Regions from separate parts of the Homo sapiens genome. Here region 1 is linked to region 2. Evidence: chromatin loops called from intact Hi-C (ENCODE). Cell type or tissue: GM12878. All regions are shown on one strand.

Region 1 (8,000 bases), 630 kb before region 2:
CTCCATTTTCTTTGTTAAAAAATCATTTTTTTTTCAAATAAATATTTGTATACCTTAAAGTGAAAATAGCTTGATGGTATCTGACAAATTTTTAAGCTACAACTTAAACTGAATTCTGTATGTTACTGAATTAAAGTTTGTTAATGACAAAACTTTGCAATGAGAAGTAGCAATGCAGATGCAGCTGTTTTATGTATTAAAAATTTTATGAATTATTTATTAAAATCAAATACTGCCAATTAGTATTATGTCTACCATACGGTATTCAAAACAAATTGATAATTCCATGGATATTTTAAAATATTTTTAAACATACCATAAACAAAATGTTACAAATTAAAGTATGCTCTACTTAATTATATAAACTTGTAAATAATTTTTTGTTGTTGTTGTTAAAAAAGAACTACTACCACGTTGGTTGTTTTCTTCACAAAATAAATTAAGAAATGTAGAGATAGGGTCTCACTATGTTGCCCAGGCTGGTCTCAAACTCCTGGCCTCAAGTCATTCTCCTGCTTTGGCTTCCCCAAGTGCCAGGATTACAGGCAGGAGCCACTGTGCCAGGCCAATAAAATACAATTTTTAACTATGTTTCCTGATAGTTTTGATGTTATCATTAAGAGTAGTGCAAAATTTGACACAGCTAGTTTTAATTAGAAATATTTATCTTAAATATTTTATACAAATTAATTAAATGTGCATAACAAAATGCATGCAGTTCATTCATAGTACAAAAGAGGTTTCAATGAAAGTGTTTTAAAAGGGTATGACAATGTAGATTGTTTATTACACATATTGGATTTCTATACTTTAAAATCCTGAGATTAAGAAAAGAAAAACAATGATTACTTTAAAAGATTATTCTAGGTATTTATTTAGTTTCTATCAGAAGAAATGAAACCTCAGAGAGCTCAGTGTTTTCCAAGTCCAAAAACTTAATGTCCAGTCAATAATCATAATTTTTTTAAGTTCTGGGAAGGATGCTTCTTTTAGAGCACTGCAGAGTGAAAAACTGGATTATCACTGGCTTGGTGATTTTTTGTTATATAGCTGACCTAAACTGTTTTATATTTGCTCCTCATCTCTCCTTTATTCTTAAATATTAATTAGGCCTTTTACAGTGTCTGTGGGGTGATACAGGTTCTGTAACTCTGATTTTTCTATAAAACCAGCATCTAGATCAAGTTCCCTTTCTACTGAACCCTTTTTGGAGTTTGGTCTTTTCAGTTTTCAGCTGCTTATGTTTCTTCCTTCATTCATTTCTTTCTTCATTCATTCTCAGCCACAAGACATTCTACATGGCTCTTTGGATCCGATAAACTGCTGAATTTGTTTTTTTGCTTATTATTATTCTATAACATCCTTGGAAGCATTGCTTTAATAATGTAGAGTTTTTGGCTCTCTCATTTTCTCAGAGTGTTGAGTCCTGTCAAAAACAAAAACAAAACCAAAAAAAATGTAAAATCTTAATTTGTGGCATGTGTTCCTCTTAGGAAAGGTTACTCTTCTGGGAAAGAAAGGGACTTGGGCCCTCCACATCCTCTGAAGAGAGTGTGTATGAACGCTAAAGATGGGTCCTTCCATTCTTACCCATATTCTGCTGGGTTTTTATTTCATTTTATTTTCCTTTCTCCAACACTCCTATATGGGTAGGAGCTATTTCATGAGTCTGTGTACTTACTGTTATAAATGAGCCTGCTCAGATTGTTAGCCTCCCTGTTTCAAAAGAATAGTTGACTTTTGTAGTCATAGAAACCTCTTAGCATTTTCCTACAACTAAAAATCTATATGTTAGTTTCTATTCTATTGATGGAAAAGGTTGATAGGACCATCCCATCACTCTTAATAGTTTCTGGGGTGGGTAGCAGCCTCGAAGCAAAGGACAGCAGTGCTGTAGCATAGAAAGGGAGAATGTAGGGGAGTTCAGCCAAGCTTTTATGAGGAACCCTCTTCTGCACCTAGGAATCTGGAATAGTAAGAACTTTGGTACTTTCTCTGGAGGCAACGTTTTTTGCTTTTGTTCTTGTTGATTGAACCATATCAACAAACTTTTTACGTGTTGTTATATTGAAATCCATTAGTATATCTTGCATTTTGAATGGATATTTTATTCATGCATGATTCTGTGACATAATTTGTATGTCTTTTTGAAAATGTTGGTTAACTGAGTGATATGGTTTGGCTCTGTGTCCCCACCCAAATCTCATCTTGAATGGTAATTGCCATGTGTCAGAGGAGGGGCCTGGTGGGAAACGATTGGATCATGGAGGTTGTTTCCCCCATGCTGTTCTTGTGATAGTGAGTGAGTTCTTATGAGAGCCGACGGTTTAAAAGTGTGTGGCTTCCTTCGCTGTCTCTCTCCTGACGCCATGTAAGATGTGTCTGGCTTCCCCTTCGCCTTCCACCATGAATGTTGTTTCCTGAGGCCTCCCCAACCATATGGAACTGTGAGTCAATTAAATCTCCTTTCTTTATAAATCACCAGGTCTCAGGTATGTCTTTACAGCAGTGTGAGAACAGACAACTACACTGAGTTAAGTAAATATTCCAAATGTTGACACCTTTCATTGTACTGTGTCACAAAGTCATGTTCATTAATATCACTGATCACATTATAAAATCTTTTAAGTATTATGGGGATGTCAGGTTCACGGTAGCACAAATAAGTTTACCAAAATTCTAATTTTCTTAATAAATCTCATATTTCATAATTAGCAACAAATAGTCATTTTCTGAAAATATCTGCCACATGCAGATTCTAAATATATTAAATACTGATTCTGATTCTAATAGGTTTTCAGTCACTCTTAGCAAATAAAATGTTGTTCCACGGTAAAAATGATGCATTCACCTTGCAAATCATAAAATTACTTCAGTGCTTTTACTCAAGATTGCCATTCAATTCAATTATGCAGCAACCATGCTTATGTCTACCTCTCTTTTGTCATTCATAACAAAGACATGTATGTACTCAATTTCAAAAGGCAATGCAATTTATAATCTTTAATGTTTCATCCAGGGCATTCTTAAATAAAGTTGGATTTTTTTTTTTACTGCAAATGTATGGCAGTGAAAAATACAATGATGCAATGACTCCTGGTACAGTTTGTTGCCTTTACCTTGATTTGCTAAAAGTCCCAGCCTTTTTTGCCACTAATCTATTTTCACTGTTAGTTTGATTTCACAGACTTCCTGAAAAAGCCTCAGAGACCCTTAGGGGTCTGCAGAAAACACTCTGAAAACTGCTGATCTATTCTAATTATTCTAATAATTATTCTAAAGAAAAGTTTATATAACTAATACCTACAAAATAATTTCATCAATCCATAAATATCCAAGAACTGTTCATTTATATACTTATGGTACTACAGAAGCATATGGGACAGACAGCTAACCCAGAATGAGGGGTGGGGGCAATCAAAAGTTTATCAAGTAAACGCCCCTGAGATGAGTCCTGTGGGATGAATAAGAGGAAGCTCAAGAAAAACTTCTTGGTGAAGGGATGGAGGTGCTTGGGAAGGGCACCCAAAGCAGAGAAAACAACATTGTCAAACACTGTGACTGAATATACTATCATGTATTAGTCAGGATAGGCTAGATTTTACTGTGGCTCCATACACTTAAATCTCCATAGCTTAGCACACCAAAATTTACTTCTCACTCATAGGTATTGACAGTAGGATGACTCTCCCAGGCTGCTGGATTAGCAATGCAGGCTGCTTTCATCTTGTGGCTATGCCGTGTGAACATTTGCCTTCACAATCCTAATCACAGAGCAAGAGAATGCTGCTAATAGACCCACTAACAGAATGAAAATATATCCACTAATGCTCCTAGATCATTTGCCAAAACTTGTTAAATGGCCCCTTTTAACTTTAAGGAGGCTGAGAAACATGAGACAGAACATGTATATTTGGAGATACAGAAGTTTCTCTGGCCTAATTTGTTGAAAAAGACCGCTGGCACTAATTTCTACTGTAGCAAAGAACAAATAGTTTTCACAGAGTAAACAGTAGAGGGCTCTGGGAATAAACTAGAATGATGACTAGTAGGCAACAGTGCAGTTCCAGATCAAAGAGGAGTAGAAGTAGAGCCTGGAAGGTTCTGACAAGCAAGAGATGCTTTCTGGTGTAATGATCAAAAGCTCTGTGCTAGTATTGAAGAAGTTTTATCTTTAATTGGGTAGAAAAGGGAAAAGGAAACAAGTACAATGTTGGGATGAGAATTCTTTAAAATTGCACAGATTTATAAGTCATCATGCAAAGAAAAAAGTTACGTAAAACTGCTCTGTAGTTTGTCTCTGCTATATAAAACACGAGTAGAAAAAAAGACTAGAAAAAATATAGGACACCAGAGTGTTTTTTTTAAACAGAGTTTATTCTAGTGATATTATGAATGATTTCTGGAGTCTGTCTTATATTTTCCATAATGAGCATGGTTACTTTATAACCAAAAGGAAAAAAAATTCATTAACCTTTGTTTAAAGAAATTTCAATTTAAATGAGATATTTTCAATAAATCATTAGTCATTAAATATTGATGAGATATTTATGAATATGGTGAACATATTTTCCCAGCCTAAATTGGGACATTTAGCTTGATATAAATGAATTGAAAATTTTGCATCGAACAGTCTTGGAAAATCATATGGTTGCGTAGTCATAAATAACTGAAATCCTATAATTATGTTTCTTTAAGCTCAAATGGGACATAATTGTATATGACAGATTTATCATTTATTTTTGCTTTCCATAAATGTGTTAATGAAATTTGTTAAGCTAGTTTTTATAAACGGAATTGCATTTTAAATTACCAGAATAACTTGATGTTTAAATACATTCACTATTTTGAGTTTTTTTTTATGTAAAATATATATGCACATATATACTTGCTTAAAGGATAAAAAGACATTAATTACTGTCTCTGACATCTCAACTTCTGTTTTTTTCTTTTCTGCGAGAACACCCCTATGTTCTATCACTTTTCCCAGCAGAGGGCACTACAACCCAAGTATCAGGCTTCTCATGTTTCCCCTAAATGTCAAACGTAACATTGTTAACTTGAGAAGTCTCATAAATGAGCAAAATACAATCCCAGCAGGAGACAGAAGAATAGACAAAGTGAAAACCTACCCCCCCCATCCTTATTTCTGGCAAATACAAAATATAAACCGTGATTCCATTAAAAAAAAAAACTCATTCTTGCAAAGGACAGTAACAAGTTCCATGATAAATAAAGATGTATTTAAGTAATAGATTCTGCTCTAAAAACCACATAACCAAGTGGAAAGTACCAGTACACAGCAAATGCAATGCAGGGTAATTATAATAACTGCCAGGTTTAGAACACTACACTCTGTTTTATACCTCCAGCTGCCTACTTGACCACTCCAAATAATGCAAGGCCCCCAAAACTTAATATGTCCACCCCATTTTATCATTTGACTTACATATGTGCTCCTCTTTATATGTTCACCCATTTATTTAATGGCATTACTGTTCTTGAAAATTTATTATCCCCTTTAATTTCTCCTTTTCTATCATCTTTCCCCATCAGTCCTAAGTCTTGATGGTTTCCTAACTAGTCTTGCAAGTCTTTGGTGATTTACTAATACATGAAGCATAACTTTTTATCTTTTTTTTTTCTTTGTTGAGACAGTCTCGCTCTGTTGCACAGGCTGGAGTGCAATGGTGTGATCTTGGCTTACTGCAACCTCTGCCTCCTGGGTTCAAGCAATTCTCCTGCCTCAGCCTCCCAAGTAGCTGGGAGTACAGGCATGTGCCAACATGCCCAGCTAAGAAAGATAACTTTTAAAATTTTATTTTCAAGCCCTTCGTAATCTAAATGGTATCTAAATTCCCAGTCCTGCCTATGGGTTCCTCCCTTTAGCAACACAACATGCCAATTAAAACTCTAATTTCCTTCAGAGCCCAGCTCAAATTTCATATAAAAAAGACTTGGCAAAAATTATTCTCTCCTCTCCCGTTCTCTGATGACATGTCATTTGTATTTTTGTTAGAACACTGTATTAGTCGTTTTCACACTGTTGATAAAAACATACCTGATTCTGGGCAATTTACAAAACAAAGAGGTTTAATTGGACTTAAAGTTCCACATGGCTGGGGAAGTCTCACAATCCTGGTGGACAGCAAGGAGGAGCAAGTCACATCTTACATGGATGGCAGCCAGCAAAGAGAGCTTGTGCAGAGAAATTTCCCTTTTTAAAACCATCAGCTCTTGTGAGACTTATTTGCTATCATGAGAACAGCATGGGAAAGACCTGCCCCCATGATTCAATTACCTCTTACTGGGTCCCTCTCACAACACTTGGAAATTCAAGATGAGATTTGGGCAGGGACACAGTCAAACCATATCATTCCACGCTGGCCCCTCACAAATCTCATGTCTTCACATTTTAAAGCCAATCATGCCTTCCCAACAGTCCCCCAAAGTCTTAACTCATTTCAGCAGTAACTCAAACATCCATAGTCCAAAGTCTCATCTGAGACAAAGCAAGTCCGTTCCACCTATGAGCCTGGAAAATCAAAAGCAGGTTAGTTACTTCCTAGAAACAAAGGGGGTACAGGCATTGGGTAAATACAGCCGTTCCAAATGGGAGAAATTGGCCAAAACAAAGCGGCTATAGGCCCCATGCAAGTCCAAAATCCAATGGGCAGTCAAATCTTAAAGCTCAAAAATGATCTCCTTTGACTCCATGTCTCTCATCCAGGTCATGCTGATGTAAGAGGTGGGTTCCCATGGTCTTGAGCAGCTCCATCTCTGTGGCTTTGTGGGGTACAGCCTCCCTCCCAGCTGCTTTCATGGGCTGGTGTTGAGTGTCTGCAACTTTTCCAGGCACACGGTGCAAGCTGTCAGTGGATCTAACATTCTGGGGTCGGGAGGACGGTGGCCCTCTTCTCACAGCTCCACTAGGTGGTCCCCCAGTAGGGAGTCTGTGTGGGAGTTCAGACCCCTCATTTCCCTTCTGCACTGCCCTAGCAAAGGTTCTCCATGACAGCCCTGCCCCTGCAGCAAACTTCTGCCTGGACATCCAGGCATTTCCATACATCCTCTGAGATCTAGGCCAAGGTTCCTAAACCCCAATCCTTGACTTCTGTGCACTTGCAGGCTCAACACTACATGGAAGCTGCCAAGGCTTGAGGCTTGCACCCTCTAAAGCCACAGCTGAGCTCTACATTGACCCCTTTTAGTCATGGCTAGAGCAGCTGGGATGCAGGGCACCACGTCCCTAGGTTGCACACAGCATGGGGACCTTGGGCCTGGCCCACAAAACCACTTTTTTCTCCTAGGCCTCTGGGCCTGTGATGGGAGGGGCTGCCGAGAAGACCTCTGACATGCCCTAGAGACATTTTCCCCATTGTCTTGAAGATTAACATTCAGCTCCTCATTACTTATGCAAATTTTTTCAGCTGGCTTGAATTTCTCCTCAGAAGATGGGATTTTCTTTTCTGTCATATTGTCAGCCTGAAAATTTTCAGAACTTTTATGCTCTGCCTCCCTTATAAAACTGAATTTCTTTAACAGCACCCAAGTCACCTCTTGAATGCTTTGCTGCTTAGAAATTTCTTCCACCAGATACCCTAAATCATCATCTCTCTCCAGTTCAGTTTCTTTTCTTTTTTTTTTTTTTTGAGATGGAGTTTCACTCTTATTGCCCATGCTGGAGTGCAATGGTGCAATCTCGGCTCACAGCAACCTCTGCCTCCTGGGTTCAAGTGATTCTCCTTCCTCAGCCTCCCTAGCAGCTGGGATTACAGGTACCCACCACAATGCCTGGCTAATATTTTTTATTTTTAGTAGACATGGGGTTTCACCATGTTGGCCAGGCTGTTCTCAAACTCCTGACCTCAGGTGATCCACCCACCTCAGCCTCCCAAAGTTTCACAAATCTCTAGGGCAGGGGCAAGATGCTGCTAGTCTCTTTGCCAAAACATAACAAGGGTCACCATTGGTCCAGTTCCCAACAAGTTCCTCACCTC
Region 2 (8,000 bases):
TTCTGCTCTGAGAGGATTCTTTTTTTTTTTTTTTTTTTTTTTTTTTTTTTGAGACAGAGTCTAGCTGTGTCCTCCAGGCTGGAGTGCAGTGGCACCATCTTGGCTCACTGTAACCTCCGCCTCCCGAGTTCAAGCGAGTCTCATGCCTCAGCCACCTGAGTAGCTGGGATTACAGTAGTGTGCCACCACTACTGTATAAGTATAGAATAAGCTACCATTATTCTGTGAGTTACCTAGTATGAAAACCAGTTTCCCGTATCTACCTGGCATCCAAAAACTACTCCTCAGTAACAAAAGTGACATTTTCCACTACAAAAATAGTTTGAAAATACGTAATAGGAAAAGCTCTTATCATCCCAGATGCAACTCTTTGTACTGACAGTTATAAGGGTTAGCAAATTAAACTGTTCTGACAGAGCTACTAATATCACTTCTGTAACAATGATGGCCTTGCTAATTTTTGTATTTTTAGTAGAGATGGGGTTTCACCATATTGGCCAGGCTGGTCTCCAACTCCCGGCCTCAAGAAATTTGCCTATCCTAGCCTCCCACAGTGCTGGAATTAAACATGAGCCACCATACCCAGACTCATTGGAGAATTCTTATTGGTAGTGACTGACAGAGCAGGAGCACCATCATCTCAAATACTGCCACTTTAAGTTCCAGCTCCCTTTTTAGCCTCATGCATTTCAAGGAAATCACTTCTCTTCTAACTACAAGCAGCCAGAAAGAGCAGAGAGTAAAACAGATAAGACAGCTTGGGCACAGAGGGAGGTGGGGGGAAAGTCTCTTGGGTAACTGCCAAACTTCACCCTCATACAATGGGCCCCAGTAAAACAGTGGGCCTTAATAAGCACGTTCCTTTCCCTTCAGGTGCACTAAGATAGGGAAGCTAAAAGCAGACTCGGGGGAGTATGCCTGCAGCGCAGAAAGATGTATGGGAACAGACACACAAGTCTTCCTCCCAGATAAGCACAGCAAAGAGACACAGAAGCAGTACAAGCCTCTGATAAACTCTCCCACCCTGAATCCTTAAAAACTCTTAGTCTGTAAGAGAGTGTGCCTCTGACCTAACTTGGCCAGAAGCCCCCTTGGGTTTTCTCTAAAATAAACCTGTCTTTGGCTGTCAAGCCACTTTTTGTGTTTCTTTCCTCTTTCTTTAATTCTTATAGTGATTTCCATAACGTGGCAGCTTTGTAATTGTGGTGGCTTCCTGATTGCATGATGTCAGTATGATCTTGGAGACATAAGCATTAATGTCAGCTTCCCAATTTTTCTATTTGTTTTATAACTGTAGAAACATCAGCTGCCTCTTAATGGCTTAGTTCTTCAATGTGCATTTGGGAATTATTCCTGAAAATCCAAAATACACTGTTTCTTCATCCTCTCAAAAATTTTATGAGCTGTTAAATGCAGGTAGCAGATCCCTTTTTGCCAAAACTAGCCATCACAAATTGTTCTTTTTTTTTTTTTTGAGACGGAATCTCGCTCTGTCGCCTCGTCTGGAGTGCAGTGGTGTGATCTCGGCTTACTGCAGCCTCCGTCTCCTGGGTTCAAGCAATTCTCCTGCCTCAGCCTCCCGAGTAGCTGGGATTACAGGCATGTGCCACCACACCCGGCTAATTGTTTTTGTATTTTTAGTAGAGATGGCGTTTCGCCACGTTGGTCAGGCGGGTCTCAAACTCCGGACCTCAGGTGATCCGCCCGCCTCAGCCTCCCAAAGTGCTGGGATTACAGGCGTGAGCCACCGCGCCTGGCTACAAATTTTCTTTTATGTAATTGAACCCTGATTATACCACAGTTCCCCATTGTCCATAGGATAAGTGAAAAGTTATCCTGACATTGAAGTTGCCCCATAATCTAGTTCCATTCTGTCAACATGAACACTTTTAAAATTTTTATTTTTAGTTTAAGAGAAGGAGTCTTGCTCTATTGCCTAGGCAGAGGGCCATGGGGCAAGCAATCCTCCCACCTCAGCCTCCTGAGAAGCTGAAACTAGTCACATGCAATCACACCTGGCTAAATTTTTAAATTTTTGATTTTTTGTTGAGACTGGGTCTCACTATGTTGCCCAGGCTGGTTGTGAACTCCTGGCCTCAAGTGATCCTGCTGCCTTGGCCTCTCAAAATGCTGGGATTATAGACATGAGCCACCGTGCCTGGCCGCACTTTTCAATATTAGTCAGATTTTCTCTAGGTCAACAGCACATCACTTCTGCCCTGTGTCTTTGCTTCTAGTTTATCTTCCTGTTGTCTCTTACTTTTAGGTGAATGATGGAGCCTCCGGAAAAAAACAAAACAAAACAAAACAAAACAAAACAAAACAAAACAACTCTTACTTTTAGGTACTGTCTGCAAGTTACCATTTTGGTATTTTATTGTTTATGAGTTTCCATAGACACTTGAATTTACAAATATGTTATATATCCTATGCCACATATACTTAATTTAAAATGACCCAGGCTTAGCAAGTAGTATAACAATTCACCAAAAGATGCTCACACTGTATCATAACTTACAGCTGAGGAGGCAGGCACTGTTCAAACTATTCTTGATAGCTTTCTTTTTTTTTTTTTTTACAAAGAACTAAAGCATGTTTCCTGTCAGGAGCCAAAAATAAAAAAATAGAAAACAAAACTGAGAACTAAAGCACTTTAATGCTCAATGTTTCTAATGCTTTGAGTTACAATGTGCTATATAAGTATTAGTTTTACTATTTTTTCATTTCCCCATAAATTTATAACTGACAGCAAGAGACATGTTAATATTTTGATAATTTTTTTTTTTTTTTTTTTTTGAGGCTGAGTCTCGCTCTGTCTCCCAGGCTGCAGTACAGTGGCGTGATCTCGGCTCACTGCAGCCTCTCTCCCAGGTTCAAGCAATTCTCCTGCCTCAGCCTCCCGAGTAGCTGGGATTACAGGCGTACACCACCACTCCTGGCTAATTTTTGTATCTTTATTTTTATTGTTTTTGAGACGGAGTCTCGCTCTGTTGCCCAGGCTGGAGTGCAGTTGCACGATCTCGGCTCACTGCAAGCTCCGCCTCCCGGGTTCATGCCATTCTCCTGCCTCAGCCCCCCGAGTAGCTGGGACTACAGGCACCCGCCACCATGCTCGGCTAATTGTTTTGTATTTTTTAGTAGAGACAGGGTTTCACCATGTTAGCTAGGACGGTCTCGATCTCCTGACCTCGTGATCCGCCTGCCTCGGCCTCCCAAAGTGCTGGGATTACAGGCGTGAGCCACTGCGCCCAGCTAATTTTTGTATTTTTAGTAGAGACGGGGTTTTGCCACGTTGGCCAGGCTGATCTTGAACTCCTGACCTCAGGTGATCCGCCAGCCTCAGTCTCCCAAAGTGCTAGGATTACAGGCGTTAGCCACCGCCTCCAGCTGATAATTTTTTTTTAAAGGTCATGAAACAATCAGAATTTTTCCCAAGCAAAGATCGGTTTGCATGGTTTCAGCTTACAGGGTCTTTTTAAGGGTCCTGTACTACTTTGCAAAGCAATGACTGCCTGAAATTTAAAAACAGTATCCTACATTACTTGCCAATTTTCACTCAGGGTAATTTAAGTCCTCTCAAGAGTAAAATTACAATGCAGAACCATTTTATTAAGCTTTTGAAAATCTTAATGTGTTTTCAATGACAAAATTTCCTTTGTGTGAGTAGAAAATAAGTTGACTAGAAGTAAACTATCCTATCTTATAGGATGCAGAATGGAGATCTACAGAATAGTGTTATTTGTTGTGATCTTAAGAGAAACAATGTGTACATAATAGAATATAACTATAACTAATAAGCAATGGTTGACACAAAGGTAATTTAGGAAATGTAAAGATCAGTTAATTTATATAGCACTTTACAATTAATGACACATTGCAGACCTTAACAACTCATAGCGTGGTAAAACTATTTTGTAAACATTGCTGCCACCTACCTGTACATTGCAAGCACATTTTATTAACTTTTCCATTATGGTCTACATAGCATAGATAGCATTTCTATTGGAGGATAATTTTTTATCAGAAAAGGATACTTAAATGAATCTCCTTAACAGAGGGACCAACATTTGGCAGTAAGGAGTAAAAGAAAAAAAATTACATTATAAAAAAAAACCAAAATCATAAAACTAAGTCTATTTTATCTTAGCAAATATTGTTATAATTGTGACTATGCTATACTTTTTAGAAGAAATTCATTTTTCATGTGTAATTTTTCTGACAAAATTATATGATAGTCATTTGCTAATATTTTCACTTTTGACTTTTGCAGAATAAATAATAAATGTTTTTGCAAAAGTTTTTAGAACTTAAGCAATTTTATTAAGTTCAAGTTTCCCCATCATTTTTCTATGAAATATTTCAAACATACAGAGAAACTGAAAGAGTATTGTTAATAAACACACCAATGAACTAGATTCAATAATTGTTAATATTTTGCCGTATGTATTTAACTATCTCAATCTCTTTATGATTAACAATTTCAAAGTACTTACAAATATCACAAGACATTTTACCTCTAAATACTTTGATATGCATATCCTAAGAGTAAGGACAAATTACATAGACATAATCACATTATAATACCTAAGAAAACTTTACAATTCTCTAATATCATCTGAAAATTAATTTTTTCATTTTCACTTATTGCTTAATGCTCTTTACAGTTACTTTGTTTTGAACTAGACTCTAATCAAAGTTTACACATTGCATTTGGTTTTCATACAGTGCCTTTGAGTCTCTCTCATTTTCTCTTTCTCTCTTTTATCATCGCTCTCACAGATTTACTGAGGTATAATTTACTGTAAAAGTCACTATTTTGGCCAGGTGTGGTGGCTCATGCCTGTAACCCAGCAATTCGGGAGGCAGAAGCCAGAGGATCACTTGAGCCCAAGAGTTCAGGACCAGCTTGGGCAACATAGGAAGATCCCATCTCTACAAAAAATTAAAAAAAAAAAAATTAGCAGGGTGTGGTGGTGCATGCCTGTGGTCCCAGATATTCACGAGGCTGAGGCAGGAGAATCATTTTAGCCCAGCAGGTAGAGGCTGCAGTGGGCCTTGATTGTGCCACTGCACTCCAGCCTGGGCAACCAAGCAAGACCTTTCTCAAAAAAAAAAAGGTCGCCTTTTTCAGGGGCACAGTTCTAACTAGGAATTTTGACAAATAGATATAGCCATGTAACTACCATCGTAATCAAGACATAGAATATTTTCAGCACCGCAAAAAGTTCCCTCTTATTCCTTTACAGTCTTTTTTCCCCCACCCTCCTCAACCCCTGGTAACCAGCGATTTGATTTCTTTTCATACAGTCATTGATGTCCAGCTTCTTTCACTTAGTACAGTGCTTTCAAGATTCATCCATATTGTATATCAGTAGTTTGCTTTTATTGCTGAAGAGTATTGCACTGCATTGAGGTACATTTGTTTATCCACTCACCAGGACAGATGCACATGTTAAGCTGTGGGGTGGGAATGAATACAGACTAATTTTTAAGTGTTAGTTCAGTTGTGAATATTTTTGTGCTAACACTTAATGGAAGACACTTTGGTAGTAAATACCCATACCATAGTTATTTGATGGAAATCAAAGATCTAAAACAAAATATTCTTTGAAATAGTTTCAAGATTTACAAATTTTAAATTATGTACCTAAAACCATAAGTAACGAAAAGTTTTTTTTACTTCTCTTTCAAGCCAAATTTCTGGATACTTTATGTTCCCATATACACATCTAATTATGTATATGTTAATACTTCCATATACTGATATGTAAATACACACATGCACACACACCCCTTAACTAGGTAAGTAGTTGTGAAAGAAAACTTCAAGATTGTCCTAGCAGTTCATAAGAAGTAATCTTTGATGTATTTTGGGGGGAGATTTATAACGACAAACTTGGGTTTTTAAATAAATATTACTCCCCCCATTAATTAGCAATCCTATTTTAGGATACTAAAACCATGGTGGGCTATTAAGTACTACAACAAGTACATATGGAAGTAAAACGTTTCTCTGGAAACTGTGGAGTCTCCACAACTGTTTTTATAAGAGTACTGCTCTATTTTCTTTAGAACAGTTAATCCTCAACGCCCTCTGTGGCCTGCTTTCTGCAGCAGCACAAGCCATTGCATTCCAAATTTCTCAAAATAAGTGTGGGACTTAGTTTCCAGTGGAAGCAGGAGGATATAATTTTACATGTGGGACTTTACATCTATAATCGTGCTTGCTAAAATTTCTTACCCAGAGGCAAAGAGTGTAGTGATTAAGAGCTCAGTTGTGGAGTGAGAATTCTTGGGATAATAACCCATCCTACCATTTAGTGGTGATGTGATCTTGGGTAAGACACTTAGCTCTCTGTGTTTCAGTGCCCTTGTTTATAAAACAGGAATATTAATTGTTCTCTTCAATGCATGCAAAGCATTTCAGAACTGGGCATAGAGTATGCAGTCAATAAATGTTAGTGTTTATCATTATCTATTCCAAATGTGACAGCACCAAATTATAAGTTGGACTGATTGGCAAAACTGCCAAACATAGTAAAAAACTCTCCATAATGATTCCAATAGCTTTATTATTGAATTCTTACTATGTTCCAAACATTGTGCTTAGATCTTAACAGGAATTATTCAATTACAACATCTCAACCACTTTAATAGTATTCTCATTTTGCAGACAAGAGAATTAAGGAACAGATAACTTAGTTGCCCATAATGGCAGAATTAATGGAATGGAGTGCAATCCAGGCCTAATTTCAGTCAGAGATCATAGTTCCTTTTTTTCTATCAAAAAAATAAATAAAATAAAAAAATTGGCCTTCATAGTTGACAGCATTTGTTAAAGCACTACATGTTTTAAAAATCTATTAGCTCAACTCCTGATTAATGTATTTATTCAATTAGTAAACTATTTTCTGATTAGAATTTTCTTGTAATTTTAAATTAAATAATAAAATAAGATACAGCTTCATAGAATCATACACTGGTCAGGTGAGAAGTCTTCAGAGCGTCTAATTTAGACTTCCATTCTATCACTATGGAAACACCCAGAATGGTGCCGCAATTTTGCCCTCCATAACATAGCTAGTCAATGGCTGGCAGGTTTCAGGATTCTGTATAGAATTCTTTTCAGTGCATCATACTTAAATGATAGATATTTACGTGGGTCATTTGTTGGCAATGCATCATAAAAATATCGCCCACATACTTGAAAAAGAATACAAGCCATCATCACCATTATTATACATAATTATTCAATTATTTTCAGAGATGATGGTTAGATGGGCTGGGCGTGGCTGACGAATCTGCATTAGAAAAATCTCTTCAAAAAAAGATTCTATTAAAAAAAAAGTCGTCTGCAATTTCTACCTCTCATCCTTCCAAGTATTACTTATTATTCCTTAATAGAACTGTTGAGAAGTTTTACATTGGGCACAAGGAGCGGTTCCCAGGATCGTGCCTTCCTAATAAAAGCCCAGTCTCGCGCCTGTCCCGGGCGCGGCGCTGAGGAAGGGAGGTGGGAAGAGCAGAGCGGCTAGAGGTAGGGCGGGCGGGTGGGTCTGCAGGCTGGAGGGCCGTTGGCCTGGAGCATGAAGGGGCGAGCCCACTAACGGCTTGCTTCCTATTGGACGGCGCGGCCCGTTTTGCGCATGTGTCTCCGGGTTCAAACCCAGGCACAGGCCAAGCGTTCTTGTTTGTTGAGGGCGGAGCCAATGGCGGGGGAGTGTTGTTAGCGCGCGCCTTCCGGATCGCAGCTCTCGCGGCAGTCGCCTGAGACTTAAGGTTATTGCTTGGCCGCGGCCTGGTATTCCGGCGATTCGTTTCTTGCTCGGCTTCCTGGAGCTGTGGTCCGTGTGGGCTTCCACCTCAGACAGTTGCGCTGGCTCAGCGGGGCCGGAACATGGCTGCGTCCGGTCTGGTAAGTGCAGGCCCCCCGCTCCAGGCGAGTGGTTGAGCGGCTGGCTGGGGCACGGGCGCCCGAGGCTGGGGAGAAGGAAATGCTA

What was found. Peaks named below come from ENCODE experiments on the same cell type or tissue, not always from the same donor. Only the 100,000 strongest peaks of a DNase experiment are listed, where the experiment ranks them.
Region 1: a loop joins it to region 2, with 3 times the contacts of the local background. A loop is called at or near these places in 26 of 110 quality-filtered maps.

The regions. Positions count from the first base shown.
Region 1 is chr4:68,172,738-68,180,737 of GRCh38, reverse strand. No RefSeq gene overlaps it. Among named protein-coding and RNA genes, the nearest start is that of TMPRSS11F, 47 kb to the right of the region's middle. In GM12878, a CTCF peak has its summit at 4,993 (motif pointing right); a DNase peak (open chromatin) is centred at 4,987.
Region 2 is chr4:67,545,253-67,553,252 of GRCh38, reverse strand. It overlaps CENPC (centromere protein C), which reads left to right and starts at 7,750. Exons shown (of 19, transcript NM_001812.4): 1 at 7,750-7,915. The coding sequence starts at 7,898. RefSeq lists enhancers at 2,150-2,269, 2,775-2,864, 7,428-7,978, 7,756-7,995 and a silencer at 7,466-7,605. In GM12878, a CTCF peak has its summit at 3,928; DNase peaks (open chromatin) are centred at 3,915 and 7,702; H3K4me3 peaks cover 1,214 bases; H3K27ac peaks cover 2,061 bases.